Linked DNA regions of Homo sapiens: region 1 is linked to region 2. Evidence: read pairs that join two places in POLR2A ChIA-PET (ENCODE). Cell type or tissue: MCF 10A. All regions are shown on one strand. Each heading gives the region's core, and the rest is flanking DNA. Links, peaks and the distances in the headings are about the cores only. Region 1 overlaps DAPK1 (death associated protein kinase 1). Region 2 overlaps LOC105376127 (a long non-coding RNA gene).

Region 1 (16,044 bases), core at 4,096-9,095, 140 kb before region 2:
TGGATAATCCTTTGAAGGAAGATCATTTAGTCCAACTTAATGAAACCGATATCCTTCGCGTACTGACGGAAACACTGGCGGCACATATTGAGGCCATATTTCCGGATCAGACCGTGCCGGTTGTTTGAACACACGCAACAAGAGCGAGAACCCTGGCCGAATTTTCGCGGGTGGCTCCAGTACAGCTGCTGGTGACCCATCTTGCTCTCAGGAGTGCAACGAGGTAAAAGCAAGAAGCTCTATTCAACGCATTTTTTAGGTAAGCACTGCATTGGGTAGGGTGAAAAACAGACGCAGAAAGTTCTGGTACTCATCCAAACACACAGGAAGACACAGTCTTCCACCCAACTGTTTGCACAGGGTCATCCACAGGCTCCTGAGGGGTACAAGGGACCCCAGGGAGACCTCAGGGTGCACTGTTCACACTGTTCGGTTTTTGTTTCTGTTTTTAATCTTTTTATCTCCATAGGTTATTGGGGAACAGGTGGTGTTCAGTTACATGAGCAAGTTCTTTAGTGGGGATCTGTGAAATTTTGGTGCATCCATCACCCGAGCAGTAAACAATGCACCCCATTTGTAGTCTTTTATTTCTCACCCCCTTCCCACCCTTTCCCTCTAAGTCCCCAAAGTCTATTGTGTCATTCTTATGCCTTTGCATCCTCATAGCTTAGCTCCCTCTTATGAGTGAGAACATACAATATTTAGTTTTCCATTCTTGAGTTACTTCACTTAGAATCATTGTCTCCAATCTCATCGGTTTACTGCAATTGCCATTAATTCATTCCTTTTTAGGGCCGAGTAGTATTCTATCATGTATATATACCATAGTTTCTTTATCCACTTTTTGATTGATGGGCATTTGGATTGGTTCCACATTTTTGCAATTGCGAATTGTGCTGCTGTAAACATGCGCATTCACACTGTTTGGGGTGTGAAAGGACCTGGCTGGTGTCTCCTGGGATTCTGCGAGGAGGTGGTTCTGGCAAGAAACCCACCCCGGCTCTACTGTTAGGCTCTGAGAAAGAGGAAGTTCAAGGGCTCAAGCGTGTGCTTCCCAACTTTCCACGTCAGCTTAGGGAACACACAGAACTGATCTCTATGTCCGCTGCAGCCTGAGGGAACCACCTGAGGGCCCTGAGGGTGAGGGGGTCCCAGACCCAGCATGGCTGGCATACAAGAGGTGCTCCCTGACTCTCAGGTCCAGCTGTGGGAGGAGAGATGCAGTGGGCCCAGAGACCTGAGGAACAGTTCCAAGGTCAGGGCATGCTGGAATGTGCAGGGCCTTTGGGCCAAGAGAAACAGGCACCCCTTCCCCCAGGGAGAGGCCCAGAGCATCAGTGGACTCCAGCCCCTCCTCTGTAAGAACCTCTATCGGGGCACAAATGGCTCATCCACCAGGAACGCCTTATCCAAGACACTAACTTGCCTCTCATGGGCTGTACCTGTTTCATCCACCTCGCTGAGTAGAGATACTGCAGACCATCTTTCAACATGTTTAGACAGTGCACTCACTAGCATGCCTGTGATTCTGAATATAGCAAACATAAACACCGTAAGGCTTGTATTTTCCTAGAGTGGGATTTCATCAGTCTAGCTCAAGCTTCATTTCTGAAGCTCTTCACTCCCCAGCTCACAAGAGCTCCTGGAAACAGCAGCTTTGCTGATTCCCTACAGCTACCAACAGTGCAGGAAATCTCCCTGGTTGAATCCAGCCAGCCCTCAAACCATGTTTTGATGAGCAAATGGTAACTGAGGGGCTCTGGAAAAACTACGCCTGGAGCCATACTTCACACTTCACACGAAAATAAATTCCAGGCAAATCACAGACTTAAACATACATAATAAGCCATCAAAGTACTAGAAGAAATTATGAGAGAATATTTTAAAAATGAATTTAAAGTGGGCTGGGCACGGTGGCTCACATCTGTAATCCCAACACTTTGGGAGGTCAAGGTAGGCAGATCGCTGGAGCCCAAGAGTTTGAGACCAGCCTCAGCAACATGGCAAAACCTCTTCTCTACAATAAATTTTTAAAAAATCAGTTGGGTGTTGTGGCTCGTGTCTATGGTCCCAGCTACTCAGGAGGCTGAGGTGGAAAGATCTTTTAAGCCCAGGAGGTCGAGGCTGCAGTGAGCCATGATTGTGCCACTGCACTCCAGCCTGGGCAACAGAATGAGACCCTGTCTCAAAACAAATAAACTCAGAGCGGTAAGGGCCTTTCTAACTGTGATACAAAACCCATAAAAGATTAAACGAATTTGATAAATCCGACTATTTTAAAAAATACAGCTGTCTGGGACGGTGAAAGACTTCTGGAGATGGATAGTGGTGATGGCTGCACAACCAATGTGAATGGACTTAACGCCACTGAATGTGCACTTAAAAATAGTTAAAATGACAAGTTTCACATTTTATCACAACACAAAAAAAAATCATGGGGAGAAAAGTACCAGAAACAATGCCAAAAGACAAATGACAACCTAGAGAAAAGATGTGCAAATCATAACATGAACATAAAGCTATTTAATAGATAAAGAGCTCCTACAAATTAATAAAAGTCTACAAACGTAGAGAAAAATGGGCAAAGAGTATGAATAGAAAGTTCAAAGCAGAGACAAATAGTTCTTAAACATACTTGAAAACATGCTTACACTTATTCATACTTAAAAATTGATGAAACTACACTTATCAAAGTAGCAAGAATCAAGCAGCTGTGAGACAGCGAAAGAAGCCAGCCAGCTTTCTCTTGTAGTTGGGCTGAAAACTGACTTACGGTCTATGAAGAGTAACTTGGTAACACATACAAGAATGACAGATGCATGTTCTCTTTCATCCAGCAATTCCACTTCTAGGAATTTACCTACAGATAGCTTCAACATTTTGTACATCAGCAATCATTGCAGAATTGCTTATAATAGAAAAATTAGAAAAGAATCCTAGAAGTTCACAGACAGAAAGGGTTAAATAAATGACAGTAAATCATAGAGAAGAAAAAGGCATGTCTTCCTATGTAGTAATGGAATGATTTTCAAGTTATGCTATGAGGTGAAAAAACAAAAAAGCCAAAGGCAGAACAATGTGTATAACATGCTACGATTTCAGTAAAAACATGAAAAAATTTATGTTTATTGTCTTAAATACACATAGAATATATATGGAATGATCTCAAGACTCACTAGAAGGAACTAGTCACTGGAGGGCAAGATACTGTCTTTGACTTTCGAACTGTGTGAATGTATTACATATTTCATTTTAAAAGATGTAAAGGGACCTGTCTGAGAAAAAAAATATAACTCTTGTTCTCCATAACTGGCCATTCTAGTTAAGTATTGTTGGTGACTACTGTCTTAGTCCATTTTCTGTTGCAGAATGGGCAATTTATAAATAAAAGCAATTTATTCAGCTCGTGGTCCTGGAGGCTGGGAAGTCTAAGAGCATGGCGCTGGCACCTGGTGAGCATCTTCTTGCTGCATCAAAACGTGGCAGAGGGCATCGCATGGCAAGAGGGCAAGAAAATGCTCACTAAATATGCTTGGGCCTCTCTTCCTCTTATAAAGCCACCAGTGGCACTCCCACGATAACGCATTAATCCATTAGCCCTTTCATCCACTAACCCACGTATGAATTAATCCATTCATGAAGGCTCTGCCTTCCCAATCACCTCTTAAAAGCCTCACCTCTCAACACTGCCATACTGGAGATTAAGTTTGAACATGAGTTTTGAGGGGATAAATATTCAAACCAAAGCAACTACCATAAGTCATCAAACTGCTAGATAAGAAGGTCTTCTCTTTCCTAAATGATGGGGAATAAAATTGCCAAAAGATTGGATAAAGCTGGAAAAAAAGTACACTAAATGAGATGTCATCCTTCTCCTCTTCTTTGTACCACAGTGCCCCAGTGCTGACATCCTAGCGGAAGGCAGGACATGGCAGCTGAGTTCTGACAGTGGAGACGGTCTCTGGTGCCCCTCCTTTCCTGTGATTCTTCAATGCCCACCCTGGACCTTGTCCTCATGGGATAAGAACTGGAGTCCCATGGACTGGCTCCTGGTCCCAGCTTTGAAACCTCATTCATCCATCTCACCAATATTCACTGAATCTCTAATCATACATTCAGCACCTCCCTGGGTCTGGGGCTAAAGACTGAATAAGACAGACAAGCACCTGCCTTTCCAGACCTTGACAATGGAGCTAGTGATGTGCTCCAGCCTGCCTGTGCTGGCTCACAAGAGACAACTGTTCATTTTTCAGGAATTTCATGACCTGGTTGCTAAACACAGACACCCTTAGGTGATACAGAATCCAACAATGCTTCAACCCCTGCAACAACACCAAAAGCTTAAAACATAGCTAGCACTATTGCAATCAGCAGTGCTGAAGCCAAAATGAAGCTCAGCTTAAGGAACATAATTTGTACAAGGTGAGAAATAGTCTAACAGTAGATCACATATTAGATTTAATGGTAATAAATTTACTAGGTAAAAAACTAGTGAATTGGAATGCAACTCTGTCAAACCATTGTCAGTCATAGGTTGGCCACAGTAAAAATCAATAAAAGCATTCTGTGAGCCTACATTGGCTGAATGGAATTTATAATAAAGAGTGCACATAGTTTGTTATTAGTTGTAAATTGTATTATATACCCTTTGTATCAGTACATGTATAGATATATGTGCATGTATATTTATACTGAGTATGTATATATACCTATGTATGTACGCACACAGGTATGTATGTATACACACACAAACATTTCAATTCACCAGTGCATTGAACTCTGCTGCCTCAAGCTTAACTTCTTTAAGCTCTGGTTTCCCAGTTTTTAAAAGAAGTATAGAAAACCACTTCCCACCTATCTTCGAGGGTCAAAAAGAAACCATATAGGCTATAAAATTGTTACCGATATCCTAATTCATCCCCCCAAAGTGGCGGATTTTTAAACACCTGCTTCAAACAACTTTCCCCTTGTCTTCCGGCTTTCAAGCACCTGTCTTCCTGTCTTCAACCTCTTTATTATCACAGGAAGAAGTGCAACCCAGAGAACAAGAGTTCCACAGAGCTGAAAACTGCTGTCTCCAGCTGTGCCTGTCCCTGTCTGAACAGGGAGGACTTGGCTCTCCAAGGTCCTTTCACAGCCTCACACCCCAGCAGTTCCTCCACTTCCTCCCAGAGTGCGAGGAGGCTAATTCACACCTTGTTGTGATGCTGGCAAGGCTCCTGAACCCTCAGCACCAGAAGCCTATTTTTCCATCAATCCGTTTACACAATTCTGGAACCCTCTGCTTCTTCTCCCTAGGTGCAACTCCAAGCTCTTCCTATAGAACTAATTTTAAGCCATAATTAAATCCTAACCTATTAGAACACATGATACACCTTTCTACAAGCATGAGAAGCAATTAAAACTTACCTGGGAAGAAGTCAATTCTATATTAAGACTTCCTTCTTCCTTTTGGAAGCTCCAATTTCCTTTTTTCTGTTTGTTTCCTTATCTTTATTAACAACAACAAAAAAAAGTCACAGCATTTCAGACTACTCAAACACACAAACACTAACAAAGGCACCCACAGTGACAGCCTCGTCCCTAGTGTCTGGATCAAAGGCCAAGCTGGAGAGCAGGTATGTCCTCTCGGCCCTATTCTCTCAGCATCCCATGGCTTCCCTCCCACCCCTACTTCACTGACACCCCTGAGAGCAGTTACAACTGTGCAGAAACAATGCCACTTTCGAGAAGGTTGGGCCCCACCTCATTGTCATGGAAAAAGACCAGATCCTGAGGAAAAGTCAGAAGCAGTGCTACCTCATTGCTTGGAGGATGCTGGGTGCTCCTGGGCCTGGCTGCCATCCCTGTGTCCCAGACATAGGGCAGAGAAAAAGGCAGAAGGACACTCCCCAATTGGCAGTACTGGGCAGCAGACAGAGCGGGCCACTGGTCACGTGACAGCCCCAATCCACCAGGCAGATGTCTCTGACATGATCAGCCAGACACTCCCAGGGAGTATGGCTTTGGTTCATAAAAGGTTTGGGTAAACTACTCTCCCAGAAATCATAGGAAATCAACCAATCATCCTCAGATTCCTGGAGCACCGGGGCAATACAATTGCCATTGGGTTGCAGCGAAGGGGGACACTGGTAAACACCAACCCTCCAAGAGGGCGGAAATACCACTCCTGTCTATTCCAGAGTACTTGGCATGGGCCAACAGCAGTCTTTTTATAGGGGCAACTGTGGAAACCTGAGAAGAGGAATGAAGGTAATGGTGCATGCGGGAGGTGCCTGCCATTGCTGCCTGCTCTCCAGGGCCCCTTGCTGAACCCAGTGATAAAGCTGGGGTTGGGACCAGGGGCATCGGCCGGGCCCAGAGCCCCAGCCCCAGGAAAGCAGACAGGGACAAAGGCCTAAACAAGCAGGACTGGGCACAGGGCCCCAAGCTAAGCTGCTCTTCCTCCTATCAGTCCGATGTTACTTACTCGACTTGGCCAAGGAGCACCTCTTGCGAAATCCTCTGTTCTAATCTGCTCAGAGCAGTGCTTCCTGCGATCTCTACTTTTTCTTGACTACACGTAAATCTTTTTTTTTTTTTTCCTGGAAAGATATTACTGGATGGATGCCTGTGACTCTTTTGAAGGGGTGGCTGATTTTACTGAGGGTGGAAGTTCATCTAACATTTTACAGCTGCCAAATACTGGGCGCGGGCCAGACTCTTCAGGCACCAACATGGATACCCACATAGCTGTGTAGACACTGATATGTCAGCAGAAACCTTTGTACATACGGTTCTACGCTACTCCACAGATACAGAGAAATAAGGAAAAAGTGACACTGCTAGAGAAAAGTTAAGCCATCTGGGCATGGTCAGATAACAGGCTAAAAAGACATTTGGCATAGTCTACAGTCATTTCCAGAAATTACCATCCTAGACCCACCTAGTAAACAGTTGTGAGGCTCCAATTTTCAAGCATCATTAAAAAAAGAGCAAGATTTGACAGGATTGACTGGCCGACATCAATGAGATTGACGATGGCAAAGGGTTAACATCAGTTTCCTTAGGTTTTCCCTTTTAAAGGGCAAATATGGCTGGGTGCAGTGGCTCACGCCTATAATCCCAGCACTTTGGGAGGCTGAGGTGGGTGGATCACCAGAGGTCAGGAGTTCAAGACTACCCTGGCCAACATGGCGAAACTCCATCTCTACTAAAAATACAAAAAAAAAAAAAAAAAAAAATTAGCTGGGTGTGGTGGGGCACGCCTGTAATCCCAGCTACATGGGAGACTGAGGCAGGAAAATCGCTTGAACCCGGGAGGTGGAGGTTGCAGTGAGCCAAGATTGTGCCACTGCACTTCAGCCTGGGTGATAGAGCCAGACTCCATCTCAGAAAAAAAAAAAAAAAAAAAAAACAACAACATAAACGGCAAATATTCCAGGGCAAACAACTGTGCTGTAAAAACGCAGGTTCAGCGACAGATGCGTGCTGCTTTCTTTCAGAAACCCACTACCCGTGCTATGGGGCAGATTGGGACCCAGGCACCCATGATCACTGGTGCCCATTTCCTCTTGTGTAGTAGAAATGCGGTCAACCACATTTTATTCCCACTAGACTCACCTTCCCATTCTGCTTTCAAATCTAAAAATATGACACTGGGACAAGCTAACATGGTAATAAGTACCAATAGATTTGGGGAAAATCATCAATGGGATGGAAAGGAAACAGCCATTTTATCTGAAGCTTACTCTACCCCAGCTAGCAGAGAGTGATCTGGGACCCACTTTGCACTTTTATGGGGCTGTCACCTCACAGGGTTATGCCAAGGATGAAAACGTGCACAACACACTATGCATCTTAAGGAACTTTTCGGCAATTCCTCAGTTTACCTTTAAAACTCACAGGAACCATGGCTACAATCCTTCAGTTCAGGATTTTGTAATTCTGACCAGTTAATGAAATGATCATCAGACAATAGGTGTTTCTGAAGGGTCTTGCAAGATGTGGGGAACAAAAGAATGATTACACTTTACGGGCTCACAATCTAGGAAAGATGGGCACACAGAGAGAGAGGTGGGGGAGAGAACAGTGGGGAGTCTCAGTGCTGGATGAATGTGTCAATGAGGAATTACCCCAGGAGTTTGCAAAAGGAGGACACTGCTTGAGTCTCAGGAATGCCTTCAGAGGGAAAATGGATTATAAACCCAGTCCACCGAGAAGAAGAGAGGCCCAGCAGATGGGTTCTGCAGATACTGACCACCTGCACCCCCGGAGGAAAGCAGTAATGTAGCAAGCCTGCTATCGGTGCCCACTAAGTGGATGCCCCTTCCTGGTTATTCTCCATCTGTCCCATCTGTCTGTCCTCCCCTGCCCCCAATCGCATTCTTCACTCTCCTACACACTGCACCACCCTGGGTGGCTCCCTGCAGGTGGTTCCTGTTAGGTTTGGCTAATGAGAGGCACTGGTGGGACTATGGGGGCAGGAAGAGAGAGGTTGTGATGTTTCTTCCCTGAAGTGGCATGTACTGGTGACCCCCCTCTATGACTCCAGTGCAGCCCTAGGCATGGTACAGGCTCCCCTTCTGCTGCCAGATAGTACGTACCTGACCATCCCATAACCTACATCCGGACCATCAGAAGGGCCCAGTTCCCTGCCAGCACCCTGACTGCCACACCTTCCTTTTGCACAATATCCTCCAAATCCACCCCTTCAAGCTTCTCCAATCCACCGAACCTAGCACATGGGAAAATGCCCCAATCGCAGGGTGCCTACATACTGTAGGAAGCATTCTTCACACCTCCTGCCAGGGGGCTGAAGAGCTAATTAAGCCATGTGGGCTGCCCCTGGCCACACACGCAGCATGCTAAACCATCCAGCCTGCTGGAAAGGCAGAAACCAGAGGCCTAAGAGAATAAGAAACAAGGAGTTACCTGACATTGAAGAAAAATTAGAAATCAGCCTGAAAAAAAAAATCACAGCTATTAGGCAGTTTAGAAACAATCACCAAGACAGCAAGCAGGATATCACCCTTGGGACAGAGCAGGGGGAAGCAAGGTCAGATAGCAATGGGAAGTTGCGGGGCCATGACTCATGACTCATGAGGCCTGCTCAGTAGGAAAGGCAAGGCAGAAACTCCGTGTTTGCCACGGCTGGACTTAACCCCAGGGAGAACGGGCCCGCTGGGAGAACCCGATATGGCCTAGACCACAGCTATGACCTGGCTGGCTCTTGAGCCCCAACAGTATGGATGCTGCAACGCTGGCAGTGTGCAAGAGGATCTGGAATCCAGTAGAGACACAAGGGAAAAATTGGAGTAATGCTGGAGACAGAATCCCAGCTTCCACACCAAGGAGAAGGGCAGAAGCTGGGGGGCGGCAAGTACAGCCAGAGAGTGAACTCCAAGTTGGCATAAAACAGCAAGAGGCCACATTCATCTGCATCCCTTCAGAGGCAGGGATGCGCTGACTGGGATACAAGCCCATAACTGTACAACTCTCTGCTTTGTGTTCTCCCTGGGGATTCAGCTGAGTGTGCGGTGAGAGCTGGGAGCTAGGGAAAGGGGGGCAAGGGCACCCGCTGACCACTGCAGGGAAATGGGGGGAGGCTGGTAAGACCGACCTGCAGGAAAGGGTCATTAGGAGTGGGCAGGAGAGGTCAGCAGGATGGACTCTGAGAATGGGAAGAAAACGGCAGCTACTTGCCCCGCAGCTCCTGCTCAAGAGCACCCTGGTGGAAGCTGTTACCCACGTGGTCCCCTTTGTTGATGACCACAGATCCACAGAGTTGGAAGGGATCCTCAGAGGCTATCAGCTCAATTTCCTCCCCAAATCGGCAATCTTTTCCTCAATATCCCCACCAGGTGGGTATTTAGTGCAAACACTGCAGTGTCCACCACTTGTGACCTCACTTGCAGTCTGCTCTGCTATTGGACAGCTGAGTTCTTCCTACTAAGCCAACCTCTGCCTCCTCATGGCTCCCACCACTGACCCCCAGTGCCCCCAAAACAAGCCTATCCCCATCCAAAAGACCATCTATGTGTGTTTTCATGGGCTTCAGAGCCAGAGAGGCTCAGAGCTCAATTTCAGTTCTGCCACTTACTCATTTCAGCATATTAAATTATTTAATCTCTTTAAGCCTTTGTTTATTCATCAATAAAACAGAGCAGGGCTTAGCAAATCATGGCCCACAGGGTAAATCCAGACCATTGCCTGTTTTTATTAGAACACAGCCACACCCTTTTGGACACATAATGTCTGTGGCTGCTTTTGAGTTAAAACAGAGTTGAGTTGTTGCAACAGAAACCATGTGGCCCACGAAGCTTACCATATTTACTATCTTTACATAAAATGTCTGCCAAGCTCTGAAATAGAGGATCCCCATAAGAGGCTAGTTTGAGGAATTACATGCAGTAATATTTACAAAAAGATGCACATGGTGCTTGACTCCATAGCTAAGTAAAATACATTATTCATGAGATACTCGGGTTCTCCAGCTTTTGCCTTCTTTGGACTCCCCCAAGTTTGTCAGTGTCTCTCCCAGAACAGAACACTCTCATGTCCCAGATGCAGAATGACCTCAGCAAAAACAGAGAAAACAGAGAAACCAGCAACTCCCATTGCAGACATTCAATTTCTATGGTATAGACAAAAGCTGTATTTTCTTCTTAATGCAGTCACGAGGATATGGGTTCCATAGACATTTGTAATTATCAAAGCTCTCAGACTCTTCTCCAAAAGGACACTGTCATGACAAGTCTCCCTGCTGCTGAATTTGAGCAATTGCTTTTTCTCTCCAACTTAATTGTCTGGCTTCATCTTTGTATCTGTTACATTTAATCGTGTCGGGCTTTGTTCAATCCAACAATTAATGCGAACCCTCCTTCCATCATTCATTCATGTCACTCACTTAAATGTTCAATTTGGGGCTGGTTCTTGTGCTCAATTCAATAACCAGAAAACAAGTCACAGACCTAGATCATGGGAGCTTCCAGTCTTAAGGAAGAGAATGACATTTGAAAGTAATTATACAAATAGGTATGGAATTGCAGTGGCTATTTGAATGGAGAGGGAAAAGTGATTCAACAGGGCTCTGACACCCACAAGCCTCACCAGCAGGTTCTCCAGGTCATACCCATTGTCTGTCTCAGCCCAGACCTCTGGGACACAGGAAACTACGCACTCCTGGGACAGTCCATACAAATCAAAGTACAACAGCAACTGCCCTAGACCTCACGCTCAGACCATCTGGCAGCCTTTTCTCTCCCCTCACCAGCTCTGGACACCCAAGGTCAATATCTTCTCTCATCTCATTCCACAGGGGTGTTTTCTTTGCCCACTAGGTGCAGGCTCCTCCTTCCCTACACCAGCTCTAGCCTCCTAAGCACATCAGTCAAGACTGATCTCTCTTGATCTTGTAGTCCTGTGGTTCTCTACAGAGGGTGGGGGAATTTTGCGCCCCCTCACACATTTAGCAATGTCTGGAGACATTTTTGGCTGTCATAAAGAGTGTGAGGAGGTGGCTGTTACTGGCATCCAGTGGGTAGAGTCCATGGATGCTGCTAAACATCCTATTATAAATATCCTATCCTAAAATACAATGCACAAGACAGCCCCCACAACAGAAAACTATCCAGAACAGGCTGTCACTAATGCCGAGGTTGAGAACACCTGGTTTAGAGGAAGCAAGGCGAAAAACAGGCATTGAACACATCGTATGAGCCAGCACTGTGCTAGACATTTAAAACTTCTTTAAACTTCCCTTCCAAGACAGTGACAGTAGAACAGGACACAAAATGAGCTGCACCACCCACCACCCAATTTCCAGACATGGCTTAGCAGCTTGGGAGTCCAACTACTGCTTCCAGCATTTTAAAACACTATTCAAGGCCAATCATCTTTCTGAACCTCGGTTTTCAAATGTGAATTACAATACCTACCTCCAGCTGCTGGTCTAGAGTTCCTAGCAAATCTTAGTTTCCTTGTCCCCATTTCTTTCATGTCTTATTTCCAGTTTTCTCCAAGGAAGGCAAGGGTAGAGACATACATACATACCCACACTTGCACCCACCTGCTTACATTTTTACGTCGTCCACAAGAATCTGAATGAAGGAATGAAACCTCCAAGTCAAAACGCTCTCCTTGGCTGAACTCCAAAAAACATTTTTCCATGCTTCATCTCACTTCCTATTTAGGCTTTCCAATACTGTTGGTTGTGCAAAAGTCTGTCTATCCTACATGACTAGAAGCTTGCTGAGATAGAGGGCCCTGCCCAACACTGCAGCAAGATCATTCAGATATTCAATTAGCCCTTGAGGAATGAATAAATGATGGGCAAATATTACGGTTCAAATGACAGTTTCGTTTAACAGCCTATTTATGGTACCTGTTTATAGCTTATTTGTTGTCTATTTGTTAGTTCTCTTGATGTTTTACCTAAATTCACCTTATAGACCCAATTTCCAAGTATTTTCCTTTTCAGATTTTGTCAGTGTTATGTTACTTTTACAAACTAAAGATACCCACCCAACAAGCCCAAAGAACAAGAAATAATTCTTTAAAAGAAAGCAGCCTCTCGGCCAGGCATGGTGGCTCATGTCTGTAATCCCAGCACTTTGGGAGGCTGAGGTGGGTGGATCACCAGCCTCTGAGGTCAGGAGTTCGAGACCAGCCTGGTCAACATGGTGAAACCCTGTGTCTACTAAAAATACAAAAATTAGCTGGGCATGGTGGCACACACCTGTAATCCCAGCTACTTACTCTGAGGCAGGAGAATCTCTTGAACCTGGAAGGCGGAGGTTGCAGTGAGCCGAGATTACACCACTGTACTCCAGCCTGGGCGACAGGGCAAGACTCCGTCTCAAAAAAAAGAAAGCAGCCTCTCACACAGCAGCCATGTTTCTTGAACAAACTGGACCCCACTCCAGGGGAACAGAATGAGTACTTAGACATGTAAGTGGGCATTTACCCGCAGCAGCTGGCAGGGCCTCACCATTCAGTACATCCTAACAATCCAGCCTTTCAGCCACCAACCTAATGGGCTTTTCTTGGCACGGACAGTTCTGGCTTGGCAAAACACTCATTTTCACATCTTAAATTGGTACATGTCACAACTGAATGGAGCTTCAGGATCTGCTGTCTGTCTGACATGCTGCACAAGGCTTCTCTTGGTCAGGGACTCAGGTGTCCACACTCATCTCAGACTCCTTTCTCCATAAAGATCCATGAAAAAAAAAAATCAATTATTTGTATCCCTAATCAAATTCCCAGTGTCTTATTTGGCCACTTAAGATGGCTTTTAAGCCAGGTGTGTTGGCACATGCCTATAGTCCCAGCTATGCAGGAGGCTGAGGTGAGAGGATCACTTGAGCCCAGGAATTTGGGGCTGCAGTGAGCTATGATCACACCACTGTGCCTGGGTAACATAGCAAGACCTTGTCTCTAAAAAAATAAACAAACAAATAAATAAAAGATGGTTTCTCTTGAAAAAGCAAGCTAGAAAAATAAAATCAGGCCGGGCGTGGTGGCTCACACCTGCAATCCCAGCACTTTGGGAGGCCGAGGTGGGTGGATCACCTAAGGTCAGGAGTTTGAGACCAGCCTGGCCAGCATGGTGAAACCCCATCTCTACTAAAAATACAAAAAATTAGCTGGGTGTAGTGGCAGGCTCCTGTAATCCCAGCTACTTGGGAGGTTGAGGCAGGAGAATCGCTTGAAACCAGGAGGCGGAGGTTGCAGTGAGCCGAGATCGCGCCACTGCACTCCAGGCCGGGTGACAGAGTGAGACTCCATCTGGGAGAAAAAAAAACAAACCACAGACACACACACACACACACACACACACACACACACACAAAAGAAAAAGAAAATCTACCTTTCAGGAACTGAAGCACACTGCATTAAAAACACGAATTTATGTGCTCACATAGTCTCAGGTTCCCTGTAACACCAGGATGATATCCCTCAAAGCATTTCCAAGCAGCCTTCTTGCTGAGCAGCTAACTCCTCCTGGCTACAGAGCGGCTTTTAGTTGTCTCTGCTTCCTTAAATGCATCTCTTCCCATCTTAACAGATCCTCCTTAACATGAAGCTTTTCCCTCCCTTTCCCATGGTGTCTTGTGGACTTTGAAAAGGGTATCCCTTGAAGCTCTGCGTTCAGCAGCCAACTTTCAGATGCACAGCTAAATTCCTAGTCAATATGTTTCTTAGGAACCCTAAGCATCATCTAATGAGCACATAATAAGGTGGACTCACCAAGAGAGCTCGGCACATAAACTGAGTCCAGTCGGAAGGAGGCAAGGATACCTAGAAAAATGGAACAGACAAGCAAAGGCAAACTTGGCAGAATGAGCCCACCAGGCAAGCTGAGCCAAAGGAGAGACAGGCAGAGGAGAAGAGAGGGAGGAAGGATGAAACTGAGGAGAAGTGAGCCCTCACCCGCACTCTGCCTGTGGGAGGCCAGGGCAGGAATGAATGAAGAGGTAGGACCCGGGAACACAGATTCAGAAGCATGTTATACTGTCGCTCTCCCTCTCTCTCCCGTTCCTGCTCTGTCTTGTTAAATAGCGTCCACCTCTCAAGCACTTACTGTGTGCCTAGTACTGTGCCAAGCACTTTATACATATCACAGACATCCTCACAACCACCTTATGAATTAGCCGTGATGACTATCCCCATTTTACAGATGAGAAAAACTAAATCTCACAGAAGTCAAGTGACTTTCCCAAAGTAACAGCTAATGTGTTTTGTGGAGACAGGGATTTGGGTCCAAAGCCCTGAAACACTGTTCTAATTTCTGCATATGTACCTTTATAAGGCAACGAAATAAACATGGCTTACCGTGCACTTAGCTGAATTCCAACCAACACCAGAGACAAAAGGCCATGTTCTCTACCCTCAGAAAACTCACAGTCCACAGGGGAAGCCAATAATCCCACGCATAAGTCCCCTGTAATAAGAATGCCAAGTGGCCAGTTATCTACTCCAAATCGTGAAGGAATACAGGAAATCAGAGCAGGAGCCTTCCTGGAGGAGTAGCCTAGGACATGCTCTGGAGAGGTTGCCAGGAGAAACCGGCTGGGCCATTTCGCATGTGTATTTCCTTCTCATTCTCCAGGTTATTATAACTTCTCTCAATGCAGATAAGCATTATCTGCACTAAAGAGAATGTTGCTTCTAAAAGACCTACAAAATGATGGTTCATATTAATGAGTAATATTCTTAAAACAGGATCTACTCATTCAATGCCCAAATCACACTGAACAAAACCAAGGGACTTCCTGCTTCTCCATGGCCACGAGGCTGACATTACCCTGTCTGCTCCATACGTGTCAAGCGTTATCTCTTCCAGCCAACGAAGGGGTGGGGAGGAACGCACAGACTGACAACGTTTCATCCTGTAGATATTCCACTTGTGCTAATTCACTTCCTCTCCCAAACAATTGAAACGGATGCCTGAGGCTGTATGTAATGGAATATACGATGGAGCCTGGGGCACACCCTTATCGATTCTAAATGGGCGAACTGTAAATATATTCTGTTTAGTCCATCTATAGTGACTTAGTCAGAAAAAGGGCAAAAGCGGCCTGGCCGTGAGCTCACTGGTGCCACTGCCTCCATGAATGGCAAAGGAACGGAGCAAGTGAGAAAGAGGCCTCCTCCATGTGCTGTGGTGCAGAAGGAAAAGAAACCGCGATCATCTGACGCCAGAAGAGCTCCCAGGAATGAAATCTGTGAAAGATTCTGGCATCACTCCCAGCAGTTCACACACTGACTGTAGAGACTTTGAATGGCAAAGCCAATATCTAGGAAGACAATTTTCTATATTCCCATCCCAAGTGCACAGAAGAAAACGCTGGCAGGATGGCCGGGCGCGGTGGCTCACGCCTGTAATCCCAGCATTGTGGGGGGCCGAGGCGGGCGGATCACCTAAGGTCAGGAGTTCAAGACCAGCCTGACCAACATGGAGAAACCCCATCTCTACTAAAAATATAAAATTAGCGGGGCGTGGTGGTGCATGCCTGTAATCCCAGCTACTCGGGGGGCTGAGGCAGGAGAATCGCTTGA
Region 2 (16,044 bases), core at 6,886-11,885:
TGACACAGCATTCCCCTGGCTTTGTTTCCCAGGATACTTGCTCTTGGAGCCCACCTGCCCTGCTGGGAGGTGCTGGGAACACCTGGAGAGCCATGTGCAGCTGTGTGGCCAGCAATCCCAGCTTTGTTCCCAGCCAGCTGCCAGACCTGGGAGTGAGGAAGCCTTCCAGAAGACCCCAGCCTAGTCCCCATCTGACAGCGACCTCATGAGATATCCTGAGTGAGATCTACCCAGCCGAGCCCAATAAACCCATGAAAACATCAGAGGTTTTTCTCCTCTTCCTTTCTCTCCTCCTCCTCCTCATGAAAATTGCTGCAGTTTTATGCTACTAAGTTTGGGCTGATTTATTACACAGCAATAGAAAACTGAAACATCAATCAATGGCACGTTGTTAGAAATTATCAAAGGCAGTGGGCACGGCTTGTCATGCCTGTAATCCTAGCACTTTGGGAGGTAGAGGTCGGCTGATTGCTTGAGGCCAGGAGTTCAAGACCAGCCTGGGCAACATGGTAAAACCTTGTCTCTATAAAAATTAGCTGGGCTTGGTGGCATGCATGGGTAGGCCCAGCTACTTGGGAGTCTGAGATGAGGGATCGATTGAGTCCAAGAGGTCAAGGCTGCAGTGAGCCGTGATCGCACCACTGCACTCCAGCCTGGGCTACAGAGCAAGAGCCTGTCTGAAAGAAAGAAAGGATGAATGAAAGAAAGAAAAGAAAGAGAAAGAAAGAAGGAAAGAGTGAAAGAAAGAAAGAAAGAAAGAAAAGAAGGAAAGAAAGAAAGAAGGAAGAAGTTACCAAAGGCCCTATACTATTTCCTATTAATATTCCTTCTCATTCTCCTTTATTCTTCCTATCTCTGTAAGAAAGCACACTAATGATAACTCATATAGAGCTTGTGCAGAAGTGAGTTTTGACCAAGTGTTGCCCCAGGTGGTCCTTGATCATGGAACCTGGTAGGATGTGCTAGCAACTGTGACCAAGGCCAGGCCATGAAGCTGCACATCCAAGCAGGTGATGCTTCAGACTCTTTCCATGTTCTCAGAAGGGAAAGAGTGAGACAGTTAATATGTAGGTGGGTGTTTTGTTTTGTTTCTTAAACTAATTGTGATTCATGTGCTCTTGGCACAGTTTGTCTCCATGACTTTCACTGGACTCGGGGTTGGGTTTTGGGGTATCACTTACCAGTGTGCAAACACTGCGTTTCTGGGGGAGGAAAGCTCTAGATTGCAAGGGCGAGAAGCAAAGTGAAAAATCCTGCCCAAGTGAGTAATAATAATTGCTAACCCCCATGGACTTACTGTCACATTATTCTTTTTACATAATGTATATTTTACTGTGTGAGTAAGCTTCAAAGACTTTCAAAACCCTTTTTCTTACTTTAAATAGTGAATTTTACAGATCATTAAGTTGGTAATTATATAAAAGCCATAGCTATTCTGCATCTGGTATGGAACTCTTGGCAGTGCTCCCCTTGGGGATCTGCTCCACCTTTTGAGAATAGAACTCTTTGGGCTTCCTGAGAGTCTTGAGGAGCAGAGGAAGAAAGAGCCTTAGTGCAGTCCTCCGGAAGAACAGATGGGGCAGGAGATGCCTGCGGGGCTATGCGCCTCCAGAAAAATTATGGAAAACTCAGGGAGGGGCCTGAAAGGCAGCAGGACCTGGAGGGGCAGTGGATGGCACCCTACCAGCCTGCTTGGTGACAGGCATGGAATGGCTTTGAGATGTACGATTTTGAAGCTCTTGTCAGTACTTGTCACAGTCTAAAGTGAAGCAGCCCCTACTCTCCTCCCTTCAACCATTCTCCATTTCTTTCCCGCAAGTTTAGACAAGGACTAAGTCACTACAAGTGGAAAACAAAATGATTCCAGTAGTCTCTCCTTATCCAAGCCTTCACATTCTGCCCTTTGGGTTACTTTCAGTCAATAGCGGTCCAAAAATATTTAATGGACTATTCCAGAAATAACACAATTCATAAGCTTTAAATTGCATGTTGCTCTGAGTAGCGTGATGAAATCTCACGCTGTCCTGCCCAGGATGTGAATCATCATCCGTTTGTCCAGCATCTCCATGTTGTCTTGTGCTTCTCGCCCACAAGTCACTTAGCCGTCTGGGTTATCAGAGCACCTGTCGTGGTATCACAGTGCTGGTGCTCAAGTCATCCTGATTTTTCCTAACGAAAGCACAAGAATAGTGATGCTGATGATTCAGATATGTCAAAGAGAAGCTGTAAAGTCCTTCCTTTAAGTGAAAAGGTGAAAGCTCTCAAATTTATCAAGTAACTTTTATTACAGTATACTGTAATAGCTGTTCTATTTTATTTTTATTTATTGTTGTTCATCTTTGTGCCTAGTGTTACAGATTAAACTTTATCATAGGTATGTATGTATATGAAAAAACATAAAATATGTAGGGTCCAGTACTACCCATGGTTTCAGGCATCCAGTGGGGGTCTTGGAATATATCCTCTGTGGATAAGGGGTGACTACTGCAGTTCAGTTCCACATCTATGTATTGAGCACATATGAGGAGGCAGCCTATAGAGGAACAAAGATGAGCAACACGCACTCCCTGCCCTTAGATGGACCGCAACGGTGATCTCCATATAATGTGCCAAGGAGCAAGTGGAGGGCTACCCAATGCTGGGGTTACAGAGGGCCACTCTTACTGCTGGATCAATTGTAATGCTAGCTTGGAAACATTACGTGGTCCCCTCTTTGTCTTTTTCACTCTGTTGGTTTTATAGTCCTGTCTCATTACTTATTGCTTTTTAGGGCGATCTATACCATTTCTTAGGCATGTTGTAGATGGGAATCATACATGTAACTAAGTAAAAGATCGTATTAACTAGCATTTACTGAGGGCTTTCCATATGAGGGCTCTTATCAATATTTTCTTGTTCAATTCTCATGAAAACTCTAGTGAGAAGGTTCCATTATTATCCTTGTTTTATACATGTGGCCAATGAGGCACAGAGAGGGTCATTAATATGCTCAAGGTTACACAGCTGGCGCATGATAGAGCCAGGGTTTGGAGCTCACTTTCTGTACATTTGGCTCTAACTGAACACTGGTATCTTGTCTGATCACGAGATTTAACTGCTCAAGAAATAAACCCTTTGCTGGACTGATTCATTCTGAGCAAGAATGCTGTGCTCTTGAATCCTCTACTGAAAGGTCAAGACATTGGCATCTCCTGAGAGATCAAGGTCTCAGGGGCCTCTCCAGAGAAGGAAGCTGGGTGTGGCCTTATGCACATGGGTCAGGGCCCTCACCTTTCTCAGAGCATGGGACAAGGGGCCACGTTGTGCCCACCCTGAGGCTCTTTGGATTTTGGATCCGTAAATTTTCCTTTTTAGTGGACATCAGTATTTTATTTGTTCTTGCATGCCTGTTCTTGCAGTGTAAAGCAAGCCAGAACTGTCTTCTTTCCATGAGAATCTGAGCTAGCTTAGTCCTAACAGGCCACTGGACTTTAGAAAAAAATGTAAGACAGCTGAAATATGTAAGTTGGAAAACAAGGATTTCCAAATACCATGCCAGGATTTGCTAAGCATTCAGATATCCTGAGCCTTCAAAAAGAAAAAAGTTATTAGATGCCTGTGGTATGTAAGGTTTCCACAGTTATCTTCTAATTTATTCACACTGACATTCAAATTCATTTTCAAGGACTTTTCCATCTTCTGGTATTTATGTACGATTGCATAATGTTGATACATTTATGATTGCACAATATTATAAAATATTAACCAAAGTTTTCTTTTCCCAGTATTTCTTTTTTCTTTTCTTTGCATTTTCCCTTAATTAAGTGCTCACTACTTCTCAAACTGACTATGAATTGGAATCACCTGGAAAGTTTTTACAAATGAATCCTATCTGGGCCTCACCCTCAGACTGAGTAAATCAGTATTTGTTTAGGCCTGGCCCAAATATGGGTATTTTTGAAAAGCACTCTAGAGGATTTTAACGTGCAGCAAAATTTGAGAACCCCTGGAGTGACTAAACTTCTCATTTTCAGGGGGATTCTCCTGCGAAGGATAAAAATTCAAGGACGACAAAGAAATATATTCTTGGCATCTGAGCTTTTTGTTTTTGTTTTTGAGATGGAGATTTGCTCTGCTGCCCAGGCTGGAGTGCAGTGGCGGGATTCTCGGCTCACTGCAGCCTCTGCCTTCCGGGTTCCAGTGATTCTCCTGCCTCAGCCTTGTGGGTAGCTAGGATTACAGGCGCCCGCCACCACGCCTGGCTAATTTTTTTGTATTTTTAGTAGAGACGGGGTTTCACCATGTTGGCCAGGCTGGTCTTGAACTCCTGACGTCAGATGATCCACCCACCTTGGCTTCCCAAAGTGCTGGGATTACAGGCGTGAGCCACTGCGCCCGGCCGGCATTTGAGTTTTAACTGACTAGCAGGGGAGTAGAAAGGACACAGGACAAACAGAAGATATGGCAGAAATGAGAATGAATAACGGCAAGGCTTCCTTCTCCCACAAGAGGAAAAGGTGCCTTGGACTGCTAAGGCAGCCCAGAGGGGTGAAAGGAAGAACCAGAGGGAGAATGCCAGAGCTTAAGTATTTTGGGGTCTTGGAGACTCTCTTAGACACAAGGCATAGACCATACACCCGAATGGGGGACCAGGAGGGGCACCGGCCATCTGAACAGGTGCCTTCCTGGATAGACATAGAGAACACCAGATGCCACCTCCCTTCTATGCCTCATCCCTGGGCACAATACGGGTTTCCTAGAACTTAGATGACATTCTTGGAAAGAAAGAGAGAATATTGAATTTTGGCGGAGGAAAGGGAGGGCTCCGAATAGAAATTAGGTTGAATTATAGAAAATAAGAATGCATCTTACATACCTGATTCTGACATTTGTGCACACTGCATTTGGCATAAAAAAGAAAAACTCTCTTCCTTTGGCCCTAGCGATTCTGTTCAGCAGCAACAGATTTGCTCTTGACCACCTTGTTTTTGAGTGTAGTATGTTCTTAATAGAGCCCTAAAGAAACTGTTGCTTAACAGATGTTGAAGGTTGATACCAATCACCACTTTAATATTTGTGTACTCTACCAAACTGACCAAATTCCATTTGATGGCACTACCAAGTAATTCTGGGTTTAATATTCCATAATGTCATCCGTTACTATTATTATTATTTTTTCTGAGATAGAGTCTCACTCTGTCACCCAGGCTGGAGTGCAGTGGCACGATCTTGGCTCGCTGCAGCCTCTGCCTCCTGGGTTCAAGCGATTCTCCTGTCTCAGCTTCCCAAGTAGCTGGGAATACAGATGTGCGCCAACATGCCTGGCTAATTTTTGTATTTTTAGTAGAGACAGGGTTTCACCATGTTGGCCGGGCTGATCTCAAACTCCTGGCCTCAAGTGATCCAACTTCCTCAGCCTCCCAAAGTGTTGGGATTACAGGTGTGAGCCACTGCGCCCGGCCACTGTCATCCATTATTAGAAGCAATTTAATAAATTAAGAAGTCTAAAAATGAATTTTGTTTATGTATTAAATAAGTAGTATATTCACATTGTCTTAATCCGAGAGAGAGAGAGAGAGAGAGAGAGAGAGAAAGAGAGAAAGAGAGAAAGGTATGTAGTAAAAATCCTCTTCATTCAGTCTGGTTCCCTAGCTACCCAACTCCCTTCAGAGGCAACCGATGTTATCAGTTATGTGTCCTTCAGAGACAATCAATGCTCATCAACGTAGACGTGTAAACATTCTCTGATTTATTTTTCTTTTCCCTCATATGGCAACTAATGTAAATTGATCTAGACCTTGATTTCTATGTCAAGGCATGATGGAGTCCTCCATTCTTTTTTATGGCTGCACGGTATATCACTGAATGCATACCTCATGAGTTATTTCACCAGTCCTTATTGACAGTTTTAGGTTGCTGCCATTCATTAAGCATTTTTAAAAATAATTGCAGATCTGGGATCCTCTGAAGAGCTTCAACTCCTCCTCCTTCTCTAGAATTACCAATTTGATAATGATATAAATGTACAAATCTCAATTGCTATTATTTTGTCAGCATTTCAGCTCATTTAGAAAGGATTTTAATTTTATACATTAAAAGACAGTTTATCATGAAATCATTACATTTATACTCTTAAGCAGTTTTACGGGCTTTTTATTTTCCTTTTTTCATAACCCCATAAAATTTTTATGTTCCCAGTCCATTTTTGCTGGTCTTGGATAATGTCTGTTTTAGTGCTTTAATTTTATACATTAAAAGATAGTTTATCATGAAATCATTACATTTATACTCTTAAGCAGTTTTATGGGCTTTTTATTTTCCTTTTTTCATAACCCCATAAAATTTTTATGTTCCCAATCCACTTTTGCTGGTCTTGGATAATGTCTGTTTTAGTGCAATTGATAATACTTCAATATGCTATCATGCTGTTCTATGACTTCAAACTATAAATAAAGAACTTAGAAATATCATTAACAATTAAGTCATTTTCTATTTGAAAATTCTTGTTTTGGTTAGAATCACTTGCTTCAACTGCTGGAGAAGAGCGGCTGTAATGGCTAATACTGAGTGTCAACTTGATTGGATTGAAAGATACAAAGTATTGATCCTGGGTATGTCTGTGAGGGTGTTGCCAAAGGAGTTTAACATTTGAGTCAGTGGGCTGGGGAAGGCAGACCCACCCTTAATCTGGGTGGGCACAATCTAATCAGCTGCCAGCGCAGCTAGAATATAAGCAGGCAGAAAAATGTGAAAAGAGAGACTGGCCTAGTCTCCCAGCCTACATCTTTCTTCTGTGCTGGATGCTTCCTGCCCTTGAACATCAGACTCCAGGTTCTTCAGTTTTGGAACTCAGGCTGGCTTTCCTTGCTCCTCAGCCTGCAGACAGCCTATTGTGGGACCCTGAGATCATGTGAGTTAATACTTAATATACTCCCCTTTATATATATTTGGGTTCCATTAGTTTTGTCCCTCTAGAGAACCCTAATACGCTGGCTAAAAACAACACCCTGTCTTGCAGAACAAACACATCATACTTTCTATTATTTATGATTTTTCATAAATAAATCCAACTTATCAGCCTCATCAGGTTGATTTTTAAAATGATTTAAGCTATTTTCAGGCAAAATTGATGATACCCTCTGAAATGTAAGTCCTTTTCTTTGACTGTCAGGCTGTGTTTTGAGATTCCACGTTGGCATTAATCAGATTTAGAACTACAGAATCTTATTATTGAAATGGACATGAAGGTTACATGATCTGGCCACTCATGACACAACACACGACTGCTGTCCTCTTACCAGTGGTTGTCTTTAGTTGACAACTTTCTGGAGAAAGGGAATCGCCACTCTGCTAGGGAGATCATTCTGTCTTTAAAAGATTTTCCAAAATTTTATACTTAAATATAAAGATCTCCTTTTTAATCAAAAGAACAACATATCATACTAGTGCTCCTGGTGACAGCAGATTAAGCTAAAGACAACTGATGGGTGACATGAGTCTAAAATCAACAGAAATCTGAAAAGTCATGAAGAGAAGTTTTCAAGAGATGCTAATTTCCCTCAAACTTCATGTCAAAAATACCAGAAAAAGCATATTGTTAATATTTTTCTTTTCCTTGCCTACTCCTTGAAATTCACCCAAATGATCTTTTGAAGGCTAGGGAGGTTCGCTAATGTTTAAAAGCATCATCTTATTCTGAAGATAGTGACTCCATGTTGTGTTACTGTCCTTATAGCCTACAATACTATAAGTTAGCTCAGGGTAATGGTCACAGAGCTGGATGATGTCTAGGCAGCATTTAAACACAGCATTACTACAATTGATAAAACACTCAAAAATCTTACCATCTTCCAAAGGTAATATGGGCATCGTAATTCCAGTGATGCTGCAATTACACATGGTGCTCCATTGTTTTTGAGTGTCAATGATCCATCCTCTCTCCCTGCAAAATTGCACCTCAATTTCCCTTTGGAAAACAAAACTTCTATTGGGGATAATGCTGATGGGGACTGGTGTCCAAGGCATTTCCCATTTACCTACCATGAGGTAAACACGTGACCCAAGTTCAGTCACACTCTCCCTGTGGAAGTTGAGTGTTAGGCCGAGATTAAAAGCAATTAGTGCTCATTCATTCAAGGGTATTACCCCAGAGAGACTAACATTTAGCTCTTACTCCCTCATAAGATCTGTTTCTGGAGACTTGCTTCCCATTCTATGAGCCAATAGAATCTATTTTTACTTAAATTAGTTTGATCTGGTTTTGGTTGCTTGTAATCCAAGAACCCTCACAATTACAATGATGAAGGCAGGATGTTGCATGCGAATCATTTAAAGGCCCTCAGATCGTAGCTATACCAGGAATTCTATTTATTTTGTGAAGATTTTTAACTCCAACCAAAATGAAGTGTTGTTGGAAGGTTAATTATGGAACTTTGCACTGAAAATTGAGTTGGAAAAAAACCTATTAATAAGCAGCTCAAAATTGCCAAGCTTACACAAATATTTTGACAGATCTATACTTTCTGGATAGTTTAGACTCTCCTTGGGATGAGTTATCCAAGCTGTTGGTACTGCTGTTGTAGCTGGGAGATCAGGAGTGGTGTCTGGGCTCTCTGGCAGATTTCACAGTGATAGGGAAGAGCTGTCTACACAGCTTTGTCTGTTTTCTTTAATCTGGGTCATCTGTGCTCCTAGAACCCACCTCTAGATTTCATTCCAGACTTCAGAAACCTTTTTCATTAACTCTTTTTGTCATCTTTATCAAGCTCCATAGATAAGCTCAGTTGGTCTGTGGAGGCAGCGTGAATGTCCATTTGTAATTTTAATGTCTGAAATAATAGTTTTTGCAATAAATGAGAAGACTGACCTTACACTACTCTCTCTCTAAAATCCGACTTATTTTTTCAAGCACAGTAAAAAATCCCAATTTTGGGGGTGGGGGTTGGCAGGGGCTTACTCTGTTGCTGAGGCTGCAGTACAATGGCATGATTAGAACTCACTGCAACCTTGAACTCCTAGGCTTAAGTGATCCTCCTTCCTCAGCCTCCCAAGTAGCTGGGACTACAGCTGTGTACCACCATGCTCGGATAGTTTCTTTTATCAGACGGGGTCTCTCTGTGTTGCCTGGGCTAGTCATGAATTCTTGGGCTCAAGCAATCCTCCTGCCTCAGCATTCCACAGTGTTGGGATTATAAGTGTGAGCCACTGTGCCCGGCCCCAAATATTTTCGTAATGTTTTTCTAGTTGACCACATCTGGAAAGAATCCATCATACTCTCACACCCCATGATGGGTATTTTTCCATGCCAGGCTTGTTTACACTGATCCTGCACTGCTTTGTAATCCGGCCCTTATTTACAAACCCTACGTCCCCACATTGTTCCCTAGCTGGTTGAGGGCATGGATTTATTTTATGAAGGTTGCATCTCCTATGATGGTGGGCATGAATGAATGACATCTTTCTGTACCTCCCCCCTCACTTAATTCAAAAGTGTTGATGAATCCTATTACTAATTGGATGGCAGTCTGGGCAGTAAGGTTTAGTGCCAACAACAGCAGTAGAGGAGGCAATGTTCTGGCAGCATGACAGAATCAGGATGTCTCAGGCTGTGATCTTCAAGCCTCTGCTGCCTGCAGATATGTCTCAAAGTATGAATTAAAAATCATTGAAATTTGAAGACTTTGGGCACTCTCTTCTCCCGTGCAGCTCTTATCTTTCCCTATTGTCCTCTTTCCCGCACCCCCCCACCCCCAACCACATTTACACATTAATGTTCCTTGGAAGGCTGTGAAGCCATTTGAGTTTGGACCCCAGTGATGTTTCTGACCTTGATGCTGTATCTCCACATACTCTGCATACCTGCGTATCTACCTTCTACTCTCTGTATTTCTCTAGTGTGTGTGTGTGTCTGTGTGTGTGTGTAAAACTCTTCAACAGGAGTGATGCTTAACTACACACCAAAACAAAGCAAGGCCTTCCCTAAATATCACCAACTGTTGATCTTGAACCTAAAGTTGTCATGAGAGCAAGCTCGTACTTTGGAGCAGTGTCAGGCTTTCATGCTTCAGCCTCGGGATTGAGACATTTGCTCCCTAAATGTTTTACAGACATTTGCTCCCTCAATGATGCTCTAGTTTCTGAGGAAAGTAAACAACTTAAATAAAAATTATATTTGCAGAAGTACTTGTGGGATGAGCCAGGTGTCCAACAAAAGTGGAGAAAGGTGCTAAGCTCTAGAAATTTTGTAGCCACTGAAGTAGACATGCAGATGTGAGGCCAACTGACAAGCACAGCTTTTGAAACTGCTTTTGCAAATTTATGACTGAGACAGTGAAAGAGATCTAACTTAACTGACTCCATCTTGCTTCTAACCTCCAAGCTGTCCTTGTTCATTCCTGGGCATAGGCTGAACTAACTTTGGGAGAAACTTACTTTATAGTTTGAACAAAGACGGTAACAGCCCTTTCCCAAAGCAGACCTCCTCCTTGTCTGGGTACTAGACTGCCTTTGTAGGACTAACGTTAGCCACGTGATTAGAAATTATGGTTTAGGAGTCATGCAGCTGGAGGCTACAAGATTCTGACCCTCCCTAAGTTGCTCCTAAGATCAGAGCTTGAGATATTTTGCAGACCTTGCACTTGAGGGATCAGCTGGCTCCACCCAGATCAATAAACTGGCTCATCTGATCTTGTGGCCCCCAACCAGGAACTGACTCAATGCAAGAAGACAGCTCTGACTCCCTGCGATTTCATCCCTGACTAATCAGCACTCCTGGCTCACTGGCTTCCCCCCACCCACCAAGTTATCCTTAAAGACTCTGCTCCCCGAAAGCTCGGGGAGACTGATTTGAGTAATAATAAAACTCTGGTCTCCCGCACAGTCGGCTCTGCGTGAATTACTCTTTCTCTATTGCAGTTCCTCTGTCTTGATGAATCAGCTCTGTCTAAGCAGCAGGCAAGGTGAACCCCTTGGGTGGTTACACTTTCAGGAGAGCTCTGAATCATAGCCAGAGCTGTGTTCACCCAGGGATGAGCAGGCTGGGACATTCAGAGCCTCCTTGTGGCCTGAATTCCTTCCTTGGGTAGAGCTTGTCCTAAGACACCTCGTTTCTATCTCAAGTAGACCCTGAGGCTCAGATGAGTTCTAAGACAAGGTAAAAAGAGTCCAGGGAAAACATGAAGAGCCAGCAAAGATGGCAGATGGCTGTGAAAAACAGTAGCAGACATCCTCAGACAATCGCTCAGTGCCTCGGAATGATTTTCAGAGATGTAAAAATGGACTCAGAGACAAAGTAGAGAAGGAAGTGAGAAGAACCCAGAAAATAAGATGTCATGTTATTTGTTTATATATTTGTTTTTGAGATGGAGTCTCGCTTTGTTGCCCAGGCTATAATGCAGAGATGCGATCTCAGCTCACTGTAGCCTCCACCTCCTAGGTTCAAGAGATTCTCCTGCCTCAGCCTCCTGAGTAGCTGCGACTACAGGTATGCGTCACCATGCCTGGCTTATTTTTGTATTTTTATTTTTATTTATTTATTTAGTTAGTTAGTTAGTTACTCTGAGATGGAGTCTAGCTCTGTCACCCAGGCTAGAGTACAGTGGGACAATCTCAGCTCACTGCAACCTCCATCTCCCGGGTTCAAGTGATTTTCCTGCCTCAGCCTCCCAAGTAGCTGGGACTACAGGGCTGTGCCACCGCACCCGACTAATTTTTGCATTTTTAGTAGAGACAGGGTCTCACCACGTTGGCCACGCTGGTCTCGAACTCCTGGCCTCAGGTAATCTGCCCACCTCAGCCTCCCAAAGTGCTGGGATTACAGGCGTGAACCACCGCACCCTGCCTAATTTTTGTATTTTTAATAGAGATGGGCTTCACCATGATGGCCAGGCTGATCTCGAACTCCTGGCCTCAAGTGATCTACCTACTTCAGCCTCCCAGAGTGTTGGGGTTATAGGTGTGAGACACTGTGCCTGGCCAATGCCGTGTTATCTTAACACGTATCATATATGTATGTGTTGGCTGTTGGTAAAGGAAAGCCTTTCCTAATTGTTAAAGTCAAATACTGTGTTAGGTGTATTTGTTAATATTTTATATTTACATATCATCTCACCCATTGTATTTTTTCACTTGCTGCCCTCTTGAAAACCACCTGCAAAACACAGGTGTGGGAGTAATTGTAATCTTTCATGGAAGGGGACCCCCGCTCTAGATTCCCTCGCAGTTGTTCAAGGCAGAGGAGGCACTCAGCTCAGGCTTTCAGTTCTTATCTTGGAAATAGTTTCAGTGAATTTTCAAAGTGGAGGCTAACACCTGAATGACAGGCTCATTATTCATGCTTGGTTTTATCTCTTTTTATTTCCAGCTATGGGGACCCAGCAGAGGAGGCTCTGTCTCTCGGGAATGCACTCAGTGGGTTGGGTCCCTTCCCCGCCTGGAGGTTACGGCCCTTGTGCCACTCCCTGATTTCATTAACAGCGCTTGAGGGGACTGCGCCATTTGCACGTACAGGGAGCAAGAGCAGGTCACGTAGTTATATTTTATCCAGTGTTGCCTTTCTCTAAGGGCGACGTTATCTATTAACCACTTTCTCTCTGCCCGCATCCCTGCTAGGTGTTGTGAAAAGTAAAGATGTAAAATTTCTGAACAATTTAAAGCTACAGTAAACAAAACATTTTCTCTGTGGGAGGTGGGGTTGGAAGGAATGAGAGGGAATCCATGTAGATAATCTAATTCTGTTAGTGTATGAACATCAGTATGTGAGTTCTAATTCCATGCGCTTATAAAATTCTCATGCCAGAAATATTCTGGAATGTGAAAAGCCATCAATGTCTTTTGCCTGGGCTACTACAGTAACTTTATTTTATTTTTTTATTTTGATACATGGTCTGGGTTTGTTGCCCAAGCTGGAGTGCAGTGGCGTGATCTCAGCTCACTTCAACCTCTGCCTTCCGGGCTCAAGCGAGCCTCCCACCTCAGTCTCCCTGGGATTGCAGGCACACGCCACCAAGCCCTGCCAATTTTTGTATTTTTAGTAGAGATGGGTTTTTGCCATGTTGCCAGGCTTGTCTCAAAACTCCTGGGTTTAAGTAATCTGCCTGCCTTGGCATCCCAAAGGGCTGGGATTACAGGCATGGGCCACCACACCCTGCCCTGCAGTAAATTTTAATTGATTTTCTTACTTTCTGTCACTCCCTATGTGACACACTGTTCTCCATGTAACCGGCTTTCAAAAGCTCAGGAGGGCACTTTCCAGCACCTCATTCCTCCTGGGATGAAGAAGCCCCAGGCCTCATAAGCCCGTGAGGCCTGAGGCCACCCAGAGCCCACCCCACCTCCCAGCTCTTTGCCAGCCATTCCCTGCCACCTGAAGGCTTCCGTCCTGCAGGATGCTCTAGGCCTTTCCACACCATGGAGCCTTTGACCACATAGCTTCCTCTCCGTTCCTTGCTCTCCCAACTCTCCTCCTCCAACTTACTTAGTAAATTTCATTCTTTTAAAAAGTGTACTTGCTGGTGCTGTGGCTCATGCCTGTAATCCCAGCACTTTGGGAGGCTGAGATGGGTGGATCACCTGAGGTCAGGAGTTCGAGACCAGCCTGGCCAATGCAGTGAAACCCTGTCTCTACTAAAAATACAAAATTACCCAGGCGTGGTGGTGGGTGCCTATAATTCCAGCTATTCGGGAGGCTGAGGCAGGAGAATCCCTTGAACCTGGGAGGCGGAGGTTGCAGTGAGCTGAGATTGTGCCTTTGCACTCCAGCCTGGGCAACAGGAGCGAAACTCCATCTGAAAAAGAAAAAAGTGTATTCAATTGTCCCCATTCCAGAAAATTCTCTGTCCCTTCTCTCCTCCAATAACTGATTCTTCCCTTGTCTGTTCCCCCACAAACCTTCCCGTGCTACTTTTGGAGATCTCCTCTTTTATCAGAGCTAGTTGTTTATGACTCTTTTGGATGGTGGGGTATGCTTGTGTGTGTGTGTGCATGTAAGTGTGAAAGAGAAAGAGAGAGACAGGGTCAAAGAAGAAAGCATACGGCTTGGGGAATGGAGTACCGACTTTTCAGAACAGGAGAAATGCCAGGGAGACATGCCCTCAAAACCCACGACGGATTTTTCTGTTGGTGCCTGCAGCTTCACACTGCATTTCCTTACACCAACAATAGGTGACTGGATCTCGGAGGGTACAGTTGTCTCCCAGAAATTCCCTCCCTTAGTGGTGTCCTCCCTGAGGCAGGGACTGACTCCTACTCATCTGTGCCACCAGTCAAGGGCACAGTGCCTGGTCCCCAGGAGAGATGCGGCAAATGCTGCTAAAGGGAATGACCCAGCAGTGTGGAGCCTTTTCCTCCGCCAGCCTAGATCCTTGTCCCCAACTTTGCTACTGAGACCATCTCTCTCCTCTGCGCCTGGCTTGCCCATGGCTTGTTTCAATACCATTTGCCTGCATGACCTAGGCCATGTCTAACTTCTCCTGTGCCTCCACATCTGTCTATATGGTTGCTGGGTGAGTTTCAAACAGCCCAGAGCCTGATAACATTGAGTCGAGTCTGGATCTGTCCCCGTGGTGCTCCTGCCAACATGGAGGCAAGTGTGGAGGGTCAGCTTTTCTGCCACCCACGCTCTCCTTCTGTCCCGCAGCTCTGAGTTGCCTGTTTATGCATTCCTTTTCCCTTCAAGAATGTTCTTGACATTGTTTAATCTAATACCTTTCTTCCCAAAATAAACCAACAAAAGATGAACAAATCCGAAATATAGCCAAGGCTGCATTCTCATTGATGTAATGCTGTGTTTTAAAAAACAAGTCAATTGCTGTGAGGTCCTGGGTGAATTTAATCTCTTTGGCCCAATGCCTGATGCCCTGACATTAAAACCTTAGGCAACACTGATTAAAATCATAAGCTTGCTCAGATTGCGCTCTTATTGATTTTTTTTTTTAAGGTGGGCAACAAAAGGGAAGTTTGCTTGTTTTTTTTGGCAGCGTTCGTTGAGCACCAGAAATTGTGCAGGGTATAGAGCTGTAGAGTCATTTGAGGTAAGAATACATCATCTCTAAATGCTGAAAATCCAAGAGATAAAGACCGAATTTCTACGCCCTCCTTAAGCTGTCTCCATACTTGTTCTTGAAAGTGTGTAGGGCATTTCTTCATCAAAATTATAAACCTCACAAATTTTTAAGCATCAAGACCAGAGAGAATTGAATGTATTTCTAACTCAGGGAGGTATTATTACTGATTTCTTTGTGTTTGAATTTAAGTTAAATTTAATTTTTAAAGTTGTTGCATTAGTTAACCAAAAAAAAATAATAATAATAAAAAAATAAAAAAAAGGAAAAGACTCTTTTCTTTCAGTTCAATGTAGTTTACTCCTTATATGAGGAAAATAATCAGACTGGTACTATGAACAAAAAAATGCCTCAGAATTTGAAACACATACTTCATATGATTAAAGGGAAAAAATTTTAGAGCATATTTGTGAATTCAGAAGTGTATCAGTGTGTCTTAAACTTTATACTTGTTGCTAATACATTATAGTCATTCAGAATTTCAAAAATTAAAAACGTGGCTGGGCACAGTGGCTCACGCCTGTAATCCCAGCACTTTAGGAGGCCGAGTTGGGCAGATCACGAGGTCAGGAGATCGAGACCATCCTGGCTAACACGGTGAAACCCCATCTCTACTAAAAATATAAAAAATTAGCCGGGCGAGGTGGCAGGCGCCTGTAGTCCCAGCTACTCTGGAGGCTGAGGCAGGAGAATGGCATGAACCCAGGAGGTGGAGCTTGCAGTGAGCCAAGATCGAGCCACTGCATTCCAGCCTGGGTGACAGAGCGAGACTCCGTCTCAAAATAAAATAAAATAAACAAAAATTAAAAACATATTTGGCTGGGCGTGGTGGCTCACACCTGTAATCCTAACACTTTGGGAGGCTGAGGTGGGCGGATCACGAGGTCAAGAGATCGAGACCATCATGGCCAACTTCGTGAAATCCCATCTCTACTAAAAATACAAAAATTAGCCAGAGATGGTGGTGGGTGCATGTAATCCCAGCTACTCAGGAAGCTGAGGCAGG

Evidence for each region. Peaks named below come from ENCODE experiments on the same cell type or tissue, not always from the same donor. Only the 100,000 strongest peaks of a DNase experiment are listed, where the experiment ranks them.
Region 1: POLR2A ChIA-PET joins it to region 2 with 5 read pairs; 4 of 35 experiments call an interaction of 5 or more read pairs at or near these places.

What each region holds. Positions count from the first base shown.
Region 1 is chr9:87,509,458-87,525,501 of GRCh38, reverse strand. All of the region lies in intron 2 of DAPK1 (death associated protein kinase 1), which reads right to left. It also overlaps the pseudogene RPS29P18. Among named protein-coding and RNA genes, the nearest start is that of DAPK1, 20 kb to the right of the region's middle. In MCF 10A, for the core only: no CTCF peak of the experiment used is centred there; DNase peaks (open chromatin) are centred at 6,491 and 9,071.
Region 2 is chr9:87,369,065-87,385,108 of GRCh38, reverse strand. It overlaps LOC105376127 (a long non-coding RNA gene), which reads left to right. Exons shown (of 2, transcript XR_930077.3): 2 at 33-263. Among named protein-coding and RNA genes, the nearest start is that of DAPK1, 120 kb to the left of the region's middle. In MCF 10A, for the core only: no CTCF peak of the experiment used is centred there; DNase peaks (open chromatin) are centred at 9,248, 9,538 and 10,958.